Linked DNA regions of Homo sapiens: all the other regions are linked to region 2. Evidence: chromatin contacts called from ENCODE Hi-C or POLR2A ChIA-PET data. All regions are on one chromosome and are shown on one strand. Each heading gives the region's core, a stretch centred on a gene start or an enhancer-like site at or near the end of the contact. The rest is flanking DNA. Distances are from core to core; before and after follow the strand shown. Region 1 overlaps PCAT29 (prostate cancer associated transcript 29). Region 2 has its middle 44 kb from the start of MIR629. Region 3 has its middle 70 kb from the start of LINC02205. Region 4 has its middle 42 kb from the start of LINC02205. Region 5 has its middle 14 kb from the start of DRAIC.

What was found. A loop is a pair of places that touch in the nucleus more often than their neighbours do. ChIA-PET counts read pairs that join two places held with the same protein, here RNA polymerase II (POLR2A). Pooled maps may share reads with other maps.
Region 1: a map with no recorded cell type shows a loop between it and region 2 (10-fold over the local background). The contact joins two enhancer-like sites. A Hi-C loop is called at or near these places in 19 of 37 single-sample maps with no recorded cell type and 5 of 50 pooled maps. POLR2A ChIA-PET finds 5 or more read pairs at or near these places in 1 of 52 experiments (OCI-LY7).
Region 3: a loop to region 2 is called in a map with no recorded cell type, with 11 times the contacts of the local background. The contact joins two enhancer-like sites. A Hi-C loop is called at or near these places in 3 of 37 single-sample maps with no recorded cell type and 2 of 50 pooled maps. POLR2A ChIA-PET finds 5 or more read pairs at or near these places in 2 of 52 experiments (naive thymus-derived CD4-positive, alpha-beta T cell and naive thymus-derived CD8-positive, alpha-beta T cell).
Region 4: a loop to region 2 is called in a map with no recorded cell type, with 5 times the contacts of the local background. The contact joins two enhancer-like sites. A Hi-C loop is called at or near these places in 3 of 37 single-sample maps with no recorded cell type and 5 of 50 pooled maps. POLR2A ChIA-PET finds 5 or more read pairs at or near these places in 1 of 52 experiments (MCF 10A).
Region 5: a loop to region 2 is called in a pooled map, with 4 times the contacts of the local background. The contact joins two enhancer-like sites. A Hi-C loop is called at or near these places in 4 of 168 maps with a recorded cell type or tissue (CD14-positive monocyte, CD8-positive, alpha-beta T cell, PC-9 and 1 more) and 8 of 50 pooled maps. POLR2A ChIA-PET finds 5 or more read pairs at or near these places in 2 of 52 experiments (AG04449 and WTC11).

What each region holds. Positions count from the first base shown.
Region 1 is chr15:69,666,891-69,670,235 of GRCh38, reverse strand. The region is part of intron 1 of PCAT29 (prostate cancer associated transcript 29); the gene reads right to left. Among named protein-coding and RNA genes, the nearest start is that of PCAT29, 76 kb to the right of the region's middle. RefSeq lists enhancers at 1,172-1,251, 3,330-3,345. Within about 2 kb of position 1,920, at least 9 of the 41 ENCODE cell types and tissues checked have a DNase peak (open chromatin) inside an H3K27ac peak, as active enhancers do.
Region 2 is chr15:70,034,174-70,037,336 of GRCh38, reverse strand. No RefSeq gene overlaps it. Among named protein-coding and RNA genes, the nearest start is that of MIR629, 44 kb to the left of the region's middle. RefSeq lists enhancers at 199-308, 1,452-1,581, 1,672-1,771. Within about 2 kb of position 1,501, at least 4 of the 41 ENCODE cell types and tissues checked have a DNase peak (open chromatin) inside an H3K27ac peak, as active enhancers do.
Region 3 is chr15:70,433,942-70,437,018 of GRCh38, reverse strand. No RefSeq gene overlaps it. Among named protein-coding and RNA genes, the nearest start is that of LINC02205, 70 kb to the left of the region's middle. RefSeq lists an enhancer at 497-546 and a silencer at 1,357-1,560. Within about 2 kb of position 1,483, at least 4 of the 41 ENCODE cell types and tissues checked have a DNase peak (open chromatin) inside an H3K27ac peak, as active enhancers do.
Region 4 is chr15:70,461,801-70,465,054 of GRCh38, reverse strand. No RefSeq gene overlaps it. Among named protein-coding and RNA genes, the nearest start is that of LINC02205, 42 kb to the left of the region's middle. RefSeq lists an enhancer at 2,123-2,202. Within about 2 kb of position 1,919, at least 6 of the 41 ENCODE cell types and tissues checked have a DNase peak (open chromatin) inside an H3K27ac peak, as active enhancers do.
Region 5 is chr15:69,574,444-69,577,532 of GRCh38, reverse strand. No RefSeq gene overlaps it. Among named protein-coding and RNA genes, the nearest start is that of DRAIC, 14 kb to the right of the region's middle. Within about 2 kb of position 1,342, at least 2 of the 41 ENCODE cell types and tissues checked have a DNase peak (open chromatin) inside an H3K27ac peak, as active enhancers do.

The DNA of each region.
Region 1 (3,345 bases), core at 671-3,170, 370 kb after region 2:
GTCAGACAGACATGGGTTGGGACCTGAGCCCTCTGAACCTCAGTTTCCTCACCTGTAAAATGAGCATCATCCTGAGTCCTGCTCAAGGTGGTCCCTAGGCGCCCATGAGTGCTGGCAAATACTCAGCGTGCCATGAGCATTGTACGAATGTTTCCTTGCTTCTTTCTTAGCATTATTTTTCTATTCCTTAAAATAAGCATAGTAAGACTTTGGAGAAGGAAGGACTCCATGTGGCCTGGAATCGTCAGGACAGGTTTCCTAGAGGAGCTGGGACCTGGGCCTCCACTGGACTTGCTGCGTCTGATCTCAAGCAGAGCTGAAGGTGTCATTATTTGCCAAGTACGCCATTGTTCTGAGATTCAGTTTCCTCATTTGTAAATGGAGATAAGCATAACTAATTTACCAACAGATCACACACACAGAGCTGTCCAGCAGGATGGAAGGAAGCGAGGAACCCAGAGATTTGGGTCCAGTCAGAGTTCTGCCACTATGGTGTTACCCTAGGCAGGTCACGTTTTGTCTCTATGATTTTGTCTCCTCATCTGTGAAATGGGAATTTTTTATTTTGAAGTCACTAGGTGAGTCACTTCACCTCCCTAGAAGTTGCTTCCTCATTGGTAAAATGCCTGGTTGTAGCTCTCCACGTTTTTTTCTCTTGGGTTTAAAGCCCCTGTGGCTTGGATTCTAAGCTAGGGCCCACCCTGTCCCCATACCCTCTCCACCCACCATGCCAGCCAAGACAATACACCCTTGGGGAACCATGTTCAGGTCCAGAGAGAGAACAGAAATGCTTCTGGGCCATATCCTCTTTCCAGATGGCCTTTAAGAGAAACAAGAGGCACAGGTAACAAGGAGGAAGAAACTGACCTTGAAAACACTATGAAACATAAGCCAAACTCTCCCAGATAGCTGCTGGCAGGGTCCCCCCACCCCGGCCCCCATCAGCTACAGAGGCACTTCAGAGCACTTCCTGTCTCATTTGGGGCAGGGCTGGCCAGGATGCTCGTGCAGCCCAACCCCAGCCTGGGTAGGGTGCTCTGACCACAGGCCGGTCACATGTAAGGGCAAGCAGAGGACTATTTTTGATCAGTGGTTAGGAGCCAGTGGCAGGTGACAAAACATGGTGAGCGTGAGCAGCCACAAGTGGGCCCTGGGCTCCTGGGCATGGAACTCTCCCCACTCTTGGCTTCCCACTTCCTGGGGTGCATTTCTCTCTTACAGCCCCACCCCACACCACCACCCTCACTCAGTGGCAAACTAAACACTGTCCCTCCTAGCCAGACAGGGGTCTACACCTGGGACACCGTCAGTGGGGTGTTAGGGTTAGGTTGTTTGCCAAGTTCAGGATTGGGACACTCAGCTTTGAGCACCTCCTGCTATATGGAGGGCTCCTCAGAAGGGGAGGTCTGGAGACTTACGGCCTAATTTCCCTAGTCTCTAGAACAGAGCTCCACTTCCTAGGGAGCTTTCTCCAGTGCCCTCCCCACCATTTCCTCCAATATCACCTTCTTCTCAGGAGGAGGGGAAAAGGCCACAGGAGGAAGTAGAGGAGGGTGGGCAGGAGCCAGCTGGGGGATCAAGAGGGATCAGATGAGCACAGAGCCAGCTGATGGGGCTGCACACACCAGCCTCACCCTCTTTCTGCCTCTTCCCTCCTCCTCCTTTCTTCCCCTCATAGACGATAACTGAGCAGCTGCCATGTGCCAGCCCTGTCTGAGTTCCTGCGTATGCACATCTGCCTCACACTCAGACTCTGCACTCTGGCCTGCTCTCCTGCTGAGGCAGAGGGACCCTGTGGCGAGGGAGAGCAGAAAGAGCTCCTCAGCCTATGAAACTGGCCACTACCACAATTTTAGAAATGTGGTCACTGAGGGCCTGAAAAAAAGCCTTGCCCAAAGGCAATCCTCTTGGGACCAAGGCTCCTGCCTGCTGAGGCTGACGAGGTCCTGGCCAGGCAGCACAAATTCCATGCAGGGATGTCCCTGGGGCCCCTGCTGTGCACCCAGCACTGTGTTGGACTGTGGGGACACGGGGTGAGTCAGGCCTGATCTGGGGATGGGGACACAAACACACACAGAGCCAACTCACTCCTTGGTGCCTGAGGAGAAGCCCTGGCGCTGGAGGCACTTAAGAAATGCCCAGTGACCTTTCACACCACAGAGGGCACAAGCCCCCTGAGGTCCAGGGTACCATTGGCTTGCTCTGCCCTGTACCTGCATGTCAACATGGAGCCAGGAGCTGACCTCTGTTTTTGAATCATTAGCTCCTGAGTTGAGGGAATGTGGAGGAAGTGTCTGGGGGTGGGAGTCCAGACACTCATTCAGCGGCTGAGTGGCCCCTGTTCCACTTGGCAGCCCTAACTGCCCCCTCCCCAGCTTCCCCCTTTCCCAGCACCCTCCCACCAGCACCGTCCTGGGCTCCTGTTACTCAGGGTTCAAAAGACCGGAACACGAGCGATGGAATGTCAGGACAGGAGGGCAGAAGAGGGATTCAGGATAGACTAGGTCCTGCAGGGCCCCCACCCCCACCATGTGGCAGCCCAAGGGTATTGACAAGCCTTATGGTGAGCATCCCAGTGCTGAGGTCCAGAGAGGTACAGTGCCTTGCCCAAAGTCACACAGCAAGAAGGGACAGCAGTAGGCCCAGAGCCCCAGTCTCTGCTCTCATCTCAGACTCCACCCACTCTTGCACGCAGGTGGCTTCCCCAGCTGGTTCCACACGCTGGGTGGATGTCCAGGCCTAGCGTTCCTACAGCTCAGAGAGTGCCTGGTCGGCGGGGGGGGGGGGGGGGCGGGAATGGGAGGGTGCAGAGGGGGAACAGGAGAAAACAGAAAGTGCCAGTGATTCACATTTCAAAATGTCGTGTTATTCCAGGCGCTTTCTCGCTTTGCCACCACCTTCATCCACCCCCCACTTGCCATCTTGAGAACCGGCTGCAGGGTGGCTGGGGCGGGGGGAGGAGGAGGCTGAGACCATCATCTAAGGAAGCTGTGTTTCCACCCTGCCCACTGAGAAGCCCGAGGGTGAATGAGCAGTCGGATGAGCACCGAGCTGGGAACCAAGGGGCCTGGGTGCCAGCCCTGGCTTTGGAATTGGTTGTTGTGAGACCCTGAGCAAGTCCCTAGGCCTCTCTCTACTTCCTTTACATACTTCCCCAGCACGTAAAATGGGGAAGTGGGAAGAGTTTGTGGCTCCCACGACTAGTTGCATATCAAAGCAAAACAAAACAGATTCTTGGACTGCATCCCCAGAGATTCTGATTCTATATGTTAGAGATGAGGCCTGGGAGTCTAATTTTAAAGCATACCCCTAAACCCCACCCAACCTGGTGATTCAGTGCAACCA
Region 2 (3,163 bases), core at 252-2,751:
ATCTATACCCTCACAGAATGCACTTGTTAGTGGAAAAAACAAATTCTACTAATTAATAATTAGTGGCCTGGACAGCATATTGTGGGGGTCCTCATCGGGGGAAGAGGCAACTCTCAGAAGGGTCAAAAAGGGGAAGTATTCATGAAGGCTTCCCAGAGGAGATCACATTTGACTAGGTGTTTAAGAGTGCATCGGGGTTGTAGGTTTATAGAGGGAAAGGCATTTTAGACATGCCAGTCCCTGAACTGCTTGCCTCTCTGCAGTTCTGAGCTAGTTTGTCCTTGGATGGGCCTGAAGAGTTTGTAGATTCCTTGTGCTAGGGCTGGAGCTACTCCTTAGAGAACCTCTAGTGTCTCCCAGGAGGGTCAGCAGGTGGAGGGAGGGAGGAAGGGAGGAGGGAGGAAGCCCACAGTACTGAATCACTTTGCTGAATACTGCACAGAGAGGCCATCCCTCTGTGCAGGGCACTATTTGGAAACTGCTGCCAACTGCTGTGCATGCACTATGTAGATCAGCTTGTTTGTCAACGAAAGTAATTTGCATTCAAGCTTGTTTGGGGACACACTCCCTAGTCTCCAGGAAGCCCTAAGGACAGATGTTACCCAAGACTGCTACTTGACTCACCATCACCTTTCTATCAGTGTGAGGCACCCTCCTCTGGCCCTGCTGGCTCAGTTCCAGGAGGCGCAGGTGTTCAGGCCTCTAAGTCCTACCCACCAACATGGACAGAGCTACCTAGACCTACGCAATCAAAGAATCGCAGTCATCTAATGATATTTGCCCTGGTCTAGAACCCACCAGCCTATGATTTACCTCATAGGTTTAAAAAAATAAGTTTACTTTTTAAAGCCTAAATGTAAAGATTTTAAAAGGAAACTTTATATATTATCATAAATAAAATACCAATATTCCTTACCTTAAATTTAAAAGTCTGCATACTTGTAAATGCAATGAAAACAATTCTAAGTAGCTGTACCTCAAGTTCTCACTCCTTCCTTGTTAAAAAAGGGAGATGACCCAGTGTTTGAGAGCTGTGTTGGACATTCGCACCCAAATGAAACCTGCGCCTTGTCCAAATCAGAAATGATTGAATGAGAATTGGGAAGAGAATAATTTCCTGCTCTGCAGCCCATGGTTTTCAATGCCTCGTCATCTTTCTTACAAAACTCTCCTCTGTGCCACAGCTTGGGAAAGCCAGATCTAGTCCAATATCTTTGTTACAGATGGGGACACTGAGGCCCAGAGAACACAGTGACTTGGAATTGAAAGTTTCATGGAAGCAGGACCTCTGTCAAGCTCAGTCCCTCTGGTATCCCCAGTGCCTTGCACCGTGTGCAGAACGAAGGAATGGGTGACTTCACACAACCTCGAGTCGAGACTGAAACGAACACCCAGGCTTCTTGACTCTTGAGTGTTTCTGTGTTGCAGAGCTCCTCACCCCATCCCCAGCCTCCACCACCCCTCCTCAGCTTCCTCTTTCAGTTCTTCTTGGGGAATTCAGGGGATTGTGCATCTTGAGCAGGGCCATGTGGCCCTGCCTGGATCTCATTCTTTCTCTGCTATCTGCAGCTGGTTATGTCCTAGTCTCTAGGTGGCCTGACCTGCGATGTGCAGGGGGAGAGAGAGGGCAACTGCCTCCCTCTTCCCTCTTTCCTTCGGCCTCCAGTCAGCAGCTCTGAGGGTCCATTCTGAGCCATCAGCCCTGCCCTGCCACCTGGGGTGGGAGAGCTGGTGAGCACAGAGTGGGGTCGTATGGGCAGGAACTGAGGGGCTCCAAATGGATGTGGGGAGAGGCCCGAGCCGGCAGGAGAGTGGCTCCCGTCCCTTGAGCTTCCTGCCCTAGCTTTTCACTCTGAGGACACTGATCTCTGCCCCATCTGTGGGCTCTGTTCTGCACTCACCTGAGCCAGGCCTCGTGAGACAGTTATTGTGTCAGGTCCTGTCTGGCCATCCTGGCACACAGTCATTCAGCCTCTATCCAGTCAACAAACATTTCCAGAGACCCACTCGGTTTGGGCCCCAGACTTCAGAGATGAACAGGACCCAGCCTCTGCCCCCAAGCTGCTGCCAGGGTTGGGGGTGGGGAACGGCCCCATCCCCAGATGACCCTAATATTCCATGACCAGTGCTCCTAGGGCACTAACTGGCACAGGGGCATGGAAGTCCAAAGGACAGGCACCCACGGGCCCCCAGGGCCAGGATGGCTTCCTGGAAGAGGTAAGGTCTGAGCTGCGCTCTGAAGGATGAGGGGGATGAGGAAGGCCATGGAGGAGGGGCAGTGTGGCATGTGCAGAGGCTCCTGAGGGAGGGTGAGGGTGACAGGAGAATGCTGAGGACTGAGATGGACTCTGGGGGAACCAAGGAGCCTCTGACAGTATAACAAGGAGACTCTGGGTGGAATTCGGCCATTGGGAAACAAGCTCTACTTGTGGTGTCAGGGCAAGGCAGAGAGGAGGACGCCAGGCAGCTGGCAGCGTGGGCACTAGCACGGTGACGGTAGCCTCAGAGCATGGCACAGCCAGAAGAATGTACCCAGTGCATAACCAGGGGAAGAGGGGCCTGAACCCATCTTTCACCTTCCATGTCCCACTGCTGCTCAACAGGACTCAGAGGGGAGACTCTCCCAGATGGGAGACCAGCTACATCTGCTGGTCCATTGAACAGGTGCCCTGTTTCCTGCGGCTGGCAAAGCTGGAAGCCTAGTGTTCTGGGATGGCCTGCGTCATTGCTACCCCTTGAAAGGCAGCTTACCCTCCCCAACCTTCTACCTTGTGGTAGCACAGATGTCAGCTGTGGGCTTCTGCCTCCAACCCTTCCCCCTGAGTTTCTCTTGGTCACTGTGGCCAGAGCCCACCTGACACAGGCCAGCCATCTCTCCCCCACCCGTGACATTCCCCCAGCAGCCCTGCCCTGTGCCTAGTGCTCCATGTATTGCCCTGTGGGCCCTCCTGCCACCATTCTTGATGCCTCTGGGCCTCCAGGGTCTCAGGCCTCACCCTGGCCAACTTCCCTCTCCCTGTAGTCCAGAGTGTCCTCAGCTCCCTGCCTCCCTCTCTGCACCATTCCCAGAGCAGGCCTAAGTTTTGGCTGTGCCCCAGGATTACTGGGTGTGATTCTTTGCGCATCTGTGCCTCAGTTTCCTCATCTGAAACAGCGGGGTGGA
Region 3 (3,077 bases), core at 234-2,733, 400 kb before region 2:
TAAACATCTTCCCAAACTTCCTCTATGTATACACACAGACAAAAAGTTAGAAGGATATAGTAGAAATAAAATAAAATAAATGAAGATTTAAAAAGAGGAAAAAAGACAGAGAAATAAGAATTAACTAGTCTACCTTCTTTCACTGGGTATAGTCAAGGCTGTTTGCAATGCTTGGAACTCTGGCAACTGTCTTGTAACCATGAGGAAAACTAGTCTGAGGCAGCCGACAGACTGAGGGTAGCAGAGCAGGAAGATGGAGATAATCTGAGTTTTGGTGATGTAAGGTAGCTGCTGGCCTTCACATACAGACCACCATGTGATAACTCTGGTTGTCACATGTATGCTTTTCCTGCCTACCTAGACTCTAAATTCTCAAGACTCAAAACTGAGTAATAATGAAGCCAGTCTGTGGGATGTAAGGGCAAGAGCGTGGGCTTTGGAGTTGAACAAAGCTGCCTTTGCATTACAGCTCTGTGAGGGGGAGTTACCTAATCCCTTGATGCCTCATTTTTTTAAATCTCTGAAATGGCAATAATAAACCCGCTTCCAGAGAGGTGGTAAGCATTGCATTAGATTGCATATGTAAGGTTTCTACCACAATGCCTAGGACAGGAGGGACTCAGAAAATGATATATACATGATTATATATGAATGAATCTGAGAAAATATGAAGTATGCCACTGAGTGAAAACACAACATGGTACTTTTATTTCTTCAGTCTTTTTAGCACAAACTAGACAGACTATGAGAAGCAGAGTTCTATCTCTGAAACTTATGGGCAGATTAATTTGGGGCAAGTTCTTTTACTTCTCTAAGTTTCAGTTTCTTCAGCTGTTAAACTGAGACAAGAATATTTGAAGATTAAATAAGGCCATGCCCAAAGCACTTGCAACATGGTAGGCTCTCAATAGACACTAGTTTCCTTCTTCATGCTCTGCCCCTCCACAACACACAAGACACAGACGTGTGTTCCATAAACACGTGCTCTCTCTCTCTCACACACACACATACCTAGAACACACCCACACAAATGGACATGCACAGACACATGGACCCACACATGTGCAGACACACAGATACACAACTTTCTCAGCCCCAGAATCTTCCAGGAGGTTTTAGAAGTAGCTGTTGCTGTGTCTGTCTGCAAGACCTGTTTACAAGGCAATTATGAACTCTTTTCGCCAAATGTAGGATCTTCAAACAATGAGCACTGTTGCTTAAAGGAAGACTATTCCTGGGGGAAAATACTTTAAATGTAATTATGTCTTAGCTGCACATCTAGTAAATAACTAGACATGCACTGCTTTGAATATAAAATGTCACATTTTTGCAGATGGGACAGACAAATTTTGGCAGTCAGAGGAAGTCAGGAGAGAGAAATGAAAGAAGAAACCACATACTTCCTTTTTATTTACCTGATGTAACTGGGCCTGGCCCCGGGGGCATGGGGCTGGGAGGGCCCTGAGGGCTGGCTTTGGCTGAGACAGGTGCAGGGAAGGTGAGAAGCAGGCTGAGGAGCACAGAGAGGGAGTCTGTGTCTTGATTTCCTTTCTTGTTTACTTCTTTTGTGTCCTTTCCCACCCTCGTCACCCTGGCCTCAGTCTTCATTGAGTCTTCCCTGGGCCGCATCCTCACTAGTTTCCCCAATTGCATTCTTTCCTCCTCTGACCTGTTCTGTGTAACATCACTAATCATTTGTTCCCTGAAATAGCACTTTCCTCTTGCCACTCTTGCTCAGAAACCTCCCTATTTCTCCCTTTCGCGTCTTTGCTTCCTTGGCTTCTCAGTGGAATGAAACAGTCTTTTCACCAGGACTCCCCAGCACGCAGCTGGGCAGTGCAATTTCCATGGTCTCCAGAGCAGTCTGGTCCTAGAAACCATGAAGTCCAGCCTTAAGCCACAGAGCTACAGTCATGTGTCTTTCAAAGCCCAGAAGACCTTGTTCATTGCATGACCTGGACAACTCTCCTGACCTACCTTGTACTCCTCTTCCCAACCTGTCTCTTCTCTACTGATTTTTCTTTCTGTTTCACCTACCTTGGCTACTGGGGCTGGTTCCTTTCCCCTATTTACCCAACTTTGACCTTTGGCTTTCCTCCTAGCAGGAGGTTTGGATTTTCCCTCTGGCCAGGCTTTCATTCCTTTATCTACTAAGTACTTATACAGGACTTACTGGTGCCAGGCTACATTTATGGAGGCACAAAGAGTGTCTCCTATCTGGAAGAAGAGGCCATTAGACAATTCACTGTGTGTGTGTGTGTGTGTGTGTGTGTGTGTGTGTGTGTGCGCGCGCGCGCGCGCGGGTGGAGCGGGGGGGTGGTTGGGGGTAGGAAGATGCACAGAGGAATAAATTGTTGTCCTTGAACTCTGGCAACTAACCAGAGGTCAGCCAATAGTATTTTATCCTTAATTGATTTATCAGATTAAGCTTTAATGGAGCAGGGAGGAAGTAGGAGCAAGCCAGGAAGCCATTACAATGGAAGAGATTGTGCTCAAGAATTCCATTTGATCTTCAAACAACCCCAAGAAGGAGGGGTTTTCCCCATTGTCCACCCAGGGAAGCAGGCTCAGAGAGGCCAGCTGACTTTCCTAAGGTCACCCAGCTGGCAGTAGAGGGTCCTGGCAGCCTGATGGCATTGTTGGGTGCACTCCTGAGGCCACGCTGATCCCAGGGCAGGGAAGAATGCCAGGCACCCCTGGTCAATGTCGCTTCCTGATCAGCCTTCTAAGGATCGTCCGGGTCTGCAAGTCCCTTCCACGGGTTGACTAAAGCTGCCTCTTTGCTCTGGAAACCCTCTACCTTCCCTCACTGGCTCATCTTCCTGGCTTCTCTTTGCCTTGGCCCTGGGGGCGGAAGGGGAACAGCTGAGTTGTCATCTAAGCTTGCATCTTCCAGGGCAGCAGAGGAAAAGGACATTGATTTATGATCAAAAAGGCGAAGGAGGATGCCGTGGGGAGGACGCTGGTCGGCAGGGGTGGGTGGGCGATAAGAGAGAACTAGAAAGAATAAAAAGAATCCCTAAGCCTTAAAAACAGAGCTTGCCCTCTGATTCCTGGGTAGGCGTGGGTTGAAAATC
Region 4 (3,254 bases), core at 670-3,169, 430 kb before region 2:
CATTTACAGGTGGGTGCTAGTCATGCATCTGCTCTGGTGTTGGGCAGTGGGGTTTTATGTTTATCTGTGGTCAGGGGTCCTTTCACCACCCACTGACTTTGCCCTTCACCACCCACTGGCCTTGCTGAGCTGTCTCCCTGAGTGTTTTCGGCATAATCATTGGCTGGTCTTCATGGATGGGCAACCTCTGGAAATGGCTTTCTTCCAGAGCCATTGCCCTGGGACTACTGAGAAGTCCCAAGGCCCTTCTAGAGTGCCTTACCCCCATGACTTTATCAAGATGACTCTCTCCCTTCTTTGGGGACTGCCATAGTCTCTGGCAGCTGCCTTTGCAGGGGCCTTGCTCTGGGGCTCAAGGACTCCAGAGCTTCTCTTCTTAACTTGACCCTTAAGGACTAAAATCTTTGAATGGGGAGTAGTGGTATCAGATGGACCCGGATATGAATACCAGTGTTGCCATTTCTCTTTTGTTTGGCTGGTTTTTGGATAGGATCTCGCTCTGTCACCTAGGTTGGAGTGCAGTGGCAAGATCATGGCTCACTGCAGCCTCCACCTCTCGGGCTCGAGGGATCCTCCCACCCCAGCCTCTGGTGCAGCTGGGACCACAGGCGTGCACCACCATGCCTGGCTAATTGTGTTGCGGTTTTCTAGCTGTGTGACCTTACATAGGTCACTAGCCCTGTCTGATTTCCTCAGCTGTAAAAGAGGGTAATGATAAAAAAAAAATCACAATTAACACTACTATTTTATTCTCAATGTGTCAGGCATTATTCCAAGTACTTTATATAAATGACCTCATTCAATCGTTGTAATTACCGTATGAAATAATTATTATTGTTTAGTTCCTATGTGATAGATGTGTAAACTGCGACCACGCAGATAGTTAGCAGCAGAGCAGGGATCTAGGAAGGGCTGTCTCTGCAGCTGCCTTTCACGTTTATGTTATGCTGTGTCTTAATGATGCACACGCAGAGTCTAAAAAATCATGGATGTGTCACTGCATAAGGAAAAAAAATGATGATGCTTGTGTGTGCCCAGCTTTGAGCTTGGCACATAATAGATGCTCATGAAATCTTGTTTGCCTTATCCTCTCTTGGTCTTTTTCCTTCTACTCTCCTATGTGAGCACACACTGTGGTCACAGCAGAACAAAGTGGGGCTGTGACAAGGAGCTGGCAACCATGTCTGAGGAAGGCTGGTGGGTAGCATGGGCAGGTGTCTCTCATTCTGTCCTCTCCCTCTGCATCCAGAAGAGCTACACCCCAGCTCATGAGTAGGTGTGGGTCTAGTCTCCCCTGGAGCTGACAGGTAACTCTAACTGTTTCCCAAGGCAAGAGAGTAGGAGGGTGTAGCAATTGCTCGTTAGAGCCAGCCAATGAGCCTAGGGGGTCACAGGGTTCCTCCCACCTACTCTGGGGAGGTTGTCTGCCTATATTTGTGTTCATTTCCTGATAGAAACACTGGGGTCAGAGGCTTATCTGGCCTGGCTTCTGGGCCAATGGGGAGCTGATAAGGAACAGACCCATCCATTGGGATCTACTGGGTGGATTCCTATTGTCTTACACACCATACAGATAACCAAGGTCTCAGGTAGAAGTTGTACTTTCCTGACCTCCTTCTCATGGTTTCTCAAGTCCTCAACCAGCTCAACCCCAAGGGGCAGCCAGTTACAGTTCCCCACAGACAGAGTAAACCCTGCTGGACCTCTGGGGAAGTTTCAAGAACCAGTTTGACCGCAAAACCAAGAAGCAGGTCTGTTGGGGCCTCTCTGGATGAAGTGGTCATGGGTGGCTGTCAGATGAGGATCTGAATTAGTCACGAGAGGAACAGGAGCCAGGCTAGGGGTGGAAACAAGGCCAGCTCCCCTCTGCTCCAGGGCTTAGGATCAGCTGGGGTGGAAGCAGAGGCTGTGTTGCAATTTCACTGCAAATCAACTGGGTCATCTCTTGTGGGTGACACCATGCAGGCCTTCCAACCCTTGTGTGTGTGTGTGTGTGTGTGTGTGTGTGTGTGTGTTTTGTAGATGGGGAGATGGTATCTCCCAACTGCCTTTAGCATCTGGCTGTGAGATGAGGCTGGGGGAAGATGGAACGATATGCATTCCTGGCAGAGCCAGTGCCTCCGGAGGCATGGGGTGGAGGGGACAGGGTGGAGTCCATGTTTGAACAAGTTGAGAGCAATTGCTGGAAGAACCCTGGGCAGAAGTCCCCTCTGCAGATCAGACTTGGCCTCTACATTTGTTCTCAGGGAAGTGAAACACGTACCATCTCCCCAGTTTGGACTGTTGCAGGCTGTGACACACAGTAGCCAATTCATTGACTTGGGGCTGTCCCCTCCCACCTGGGATATTCAGTGCCCTGAAAGGCAATGAGGTGTGGTGGGAAGAACGTTGACTTTGGAATCTGACCGACTTGAAATTAAATCTCAGTTCTGCCCTGAAGCACTGGGTAACCTTGAGTAAGTCACTTAACCTCTCCGGACCCCATTTTCCTCATCTCTGAAATGGAGATAGTAACAGCTTCTGGGCAGGGTGGTTAGGAGAAGTAACAATGATAATGTGGGTGAAGGAAAATCATAGGGCAGGAACTCAATAGAAGTTAGGCACTTTTCTCCTTCCTCTTAGAATACACCCTGTCCTTCAGCCACTGCTAGGCTTGTCTTTACCATCTTGGTGGCTGCTGAAAAGCCTCATTGACTGGCTGTGCCCACCTACAGCAGTGGCCAGCAAGCATTTTCTGTAAAGGGCCAGAGGATAAATATTATAGGCTTTGCAGGCCATGTGGTCTCTGCCACAACTACTCATCTCCACTCTTGTTGCTCAAAAACAGCCATAGATGATACCAAATGAATGAGTGTGGCTCTGTTCCAATAAAACTTTATTTATAAAAATAGGCAGTGGGCCAGATTTGGCCCTCAGGCTATAGTTGCCAATGCCTGGCCTCGAGTTTCAAGTCCAAAGCCTCTGCTTTTCTCTCAAGGGACTTCCCTAGCCTGGTCTTACCTTCTTCATCCAATCCAGTTTCTAATTACTCCCCTGAGTGTTCCCCAGTATGACCCAACAGGACTCCCTTTTGGCTCAGGAAGTGTTTAGCTTCCACACCTTTGCCCATGCTTTCCTCCCTGCTTAGAACACCATCCCATTTCCTCTTCACTCTCTTCACCCTTCTAAATTCCATCCCCAGGGAACCTCCTGGGTGCCCTGTAAAATACAAGGCTCAGACCAAGGTCTCTTGATTCATCATTGGACAAGCCCAT
Region 5 (3,089 bases), core at 93-2,592, 460 kb after region 2:
TGGAGGCTGAAGGATTGAAGGAGATGCTTTGCTTATCCAACCAAACCCCACCCAGAAGGTGCCTCCAGAGCTCCTGAGGTTCTTGCTGGGAAGAACCTGGTGCCGCCTTTTAACTATGGAGCCTGAGTGCTGGCAGTGGTGAGGGAAAAGGGTAACAAAGGCAGCAGAAAGAGGCATCCCCACCCAGCGAACAGCCAGATGCCAGGCGGGTGTTCCCTTCCCCACCCCAAGGTGGCTGCCTGCAGTGTCTACGTGCTTGTCTTTCTGGAAGACAGGCCCTACTAGGGCTTCAGAGTCAGGCCCAACCTCCTGCCCCCGCAGGAAGGAGCAGAAATGCAGAGCTAAGAGCACCTAGAGAAGGCAGGAAGGGCAGAGATGCAGGTGCACAGGCAACCTCTTCTGTTTGACTTTGGGCCAACTAGGGTTAGGAGTAATGGACTTAACCTGACCTTGGTCTTATATGATCCAGAGAAATGTAAATACTGAAACACAGGCCAACAGTAAAGCAGCAGGTGCAGGGAATCCAGCCACTCCTGGCAAAGTGTCATGGTCCAGCTAAGGACTCCCAGTGACCCAAGCTTCCCCCACCTGTCTCCTTTACCTTACAGGTAGCACCTTCCTCCTCCTTCCTATCCCTACCCCAGGGCCAGGCTGTCTCTCTCTTCCTGACCAGCAAAACCTGAATCTTAGGTTACAAACTCTGGAAGGGGCTCAGAGCTTGGCTGTCCCAAAACCCACTTTTGCAGAGGAGGAAACTGAGGCCCAAGGAAGAAAAAGACCTACTGCAGATCACCTGGCTTCCAGGCTCCTAGCACAAAGCTCTTTGTACTGACGAAGCTCTCAAATCCTGAAAACATCTGCTGTTAGTCCCACCCTCTCCAACCTCCATCCTTTCCCTTTCCCCAAAAAAACAAGAGCTGCATTTTCAGAATTGAAAGTAGGGTGCTAAATGGGCAAAAGTATAGTGGTGGGATCTGAGGCATGGAAGAGGAAAAGCCACAGGGGATGGCCTGAAAACACTGCTGTGTGCTGAGTCAGGCTGCCTGTGCCTGTTCTGCTGTATCCTGGCTCCTGGCTTTCCTCCCCACCCCTGGGCCTGACAGATGACAACTGAAGGTGGGGCCAGCCCAAGAGAGAAAGGGCCAGAGGAAGTTGTGGTGGGTGCCCCGACCCTGGTCCCTAGATATTGTCTGAAGCCTACTGAAGGGTGAGTCTGCATCTTCCAAACACTTGCCCACAACCACAGTGACAGAAGAGGAGCGAGATCTCTCTCTGCTGTAGGTCCAAATGCTACCCTCCTACAATACCAGCAATACTGATGCCACCAACCCCCATGATGGCACCAGGATGGGGAAGGCAGAAACAGGCCTCTGGTGCCCTCTGCTGTTCAGCACTCCCGTGCCACAGCCTGAGGGTTGGCACTGTGGCTGGCAGGGGGACCCAGGGAATGTCTCCAGCCCCTAGGGTTGCCCCAGCTTTTAGCAGCCCTCCATCTACTTCCCAGAAGGATCCAGGAAATGTGTGATGCTGAAGCCCTGGCTAAGGCAATGCACCCGCCAGATCACCCAGGGTGTGGTGTAGTAGCAAACAATCCCCAACACGAAATGGCTCCAAATCAGGCAGGTTTATTTAGCTGGACAAGCTCTGTGTCCATTTTCTAAGATCCAGGTTGAGGCAGTAGCCACCACCATCTGGAATGATGCTGGCTACAGTGACTGAGAGCAAGAGACTGAGGGCCTCACACAGACAGTGAAAAACTTCCACTCACAGCTCACTGGTGGGATCTATCACACAGCCCCACCCAAGCAAAAGAGGCAGAAAGTGCAATCCCACCAGGTGCCCAGAAGTCAGGAGCTAGGGACACTGAAAGGGCACATTCCTGACTACTGATGGCTTCCGGCTCATTCTCCCTCCTGCAAGCAAAGTACCTCATCCCTCCCCAGGGAACGCAGCCCTAGATCCGCCCCAGGGGCAGCATCGTCCTCAGGTGCAGGGTCTCAGGGCGGTATGTTGGCATCCCATATCAGCAGTGAGGGGCAGTAATCCCTGCTTCACACGTAGATGTGGTGCCTCTTGATCCAGTGACCTGCAACCTAAGAATCCCAGTTTCCTGCTGCCTGTTAAAATTCAGTCCTCAGTGGTACAGCCAGGGCTAGAGAGTGGCAAAAAAACACACCAGTAGGAAAGCAGAAAAATGAGAGCCATATCTCAGGGGATACTGCTCCATGGCAGCCCTGCCATCCCTGGGCAGACTTTAAGAGTCCCTGTCCTGGAGGTGGGCATCGTCCTTGATCAGGCAGCTCTGGCCTCTCCCCTGGGTATCTCTCCTCATTGGTTTTTTCTGTGCCCTGCTCCCTTCCCCGTCTGTCTGGCTGCCTCAGTTTCTCCTGACTTAATACCTTGTGCTGTGTGTGGCTCTGTAATGGCCACCTCACTCTTGAGTCTCCCAGACTTCTGAGTGGTCCCAACTTAGGGTCTCAGTTCAAATTCCAGACACACAGAGAGACTCCCATTTCACTGGCCTAACTGATTATTCAGAGCCAGGCACACAAGTCACAGTTATGTCCAGTTTCCGAACGGGCCGTCTGAACAGGGGATGCTGGAGAGACCCCACGCTGCCTGCACATCTGGTGGTGTGGGAGGAGAGCGTGGGCACAGCCATGAAGGATTGTTTTCTCTGAAACACAGAGCGTGGAGTTGCCCTTGAATGTACTCTGAAGACACATGATTTGGGAGGAGGAAGTGAGGTTTGGCCTTCCCCAACCTCAGACTGCTCATTGCTTTCTTTACTCCTCTGAGTCTCAGTTTCCTCATCCATACAGGGGGAACAATAATCACTGTCCTCATCCTTCTCCCTCGCTCACTCCTGTGGGCCCTCATGCCCCTGATGGAACCAGTCCTGGGTCCTGGCTGCCTGAGCTGGGTTCACAGTCTGGGGCTGACCTGTGGCCTGCCTCTCCAGAACATTTGCGTCTGTATAGAGAACTGTTGGAGACTGACAAGCCAACAGGATCAACCCGTAATGGCAAAATATAAGGCAGGGAGATGCCAAAAGAGAGAATACTTTGGTAGGAGGGAGGGAAGCACTC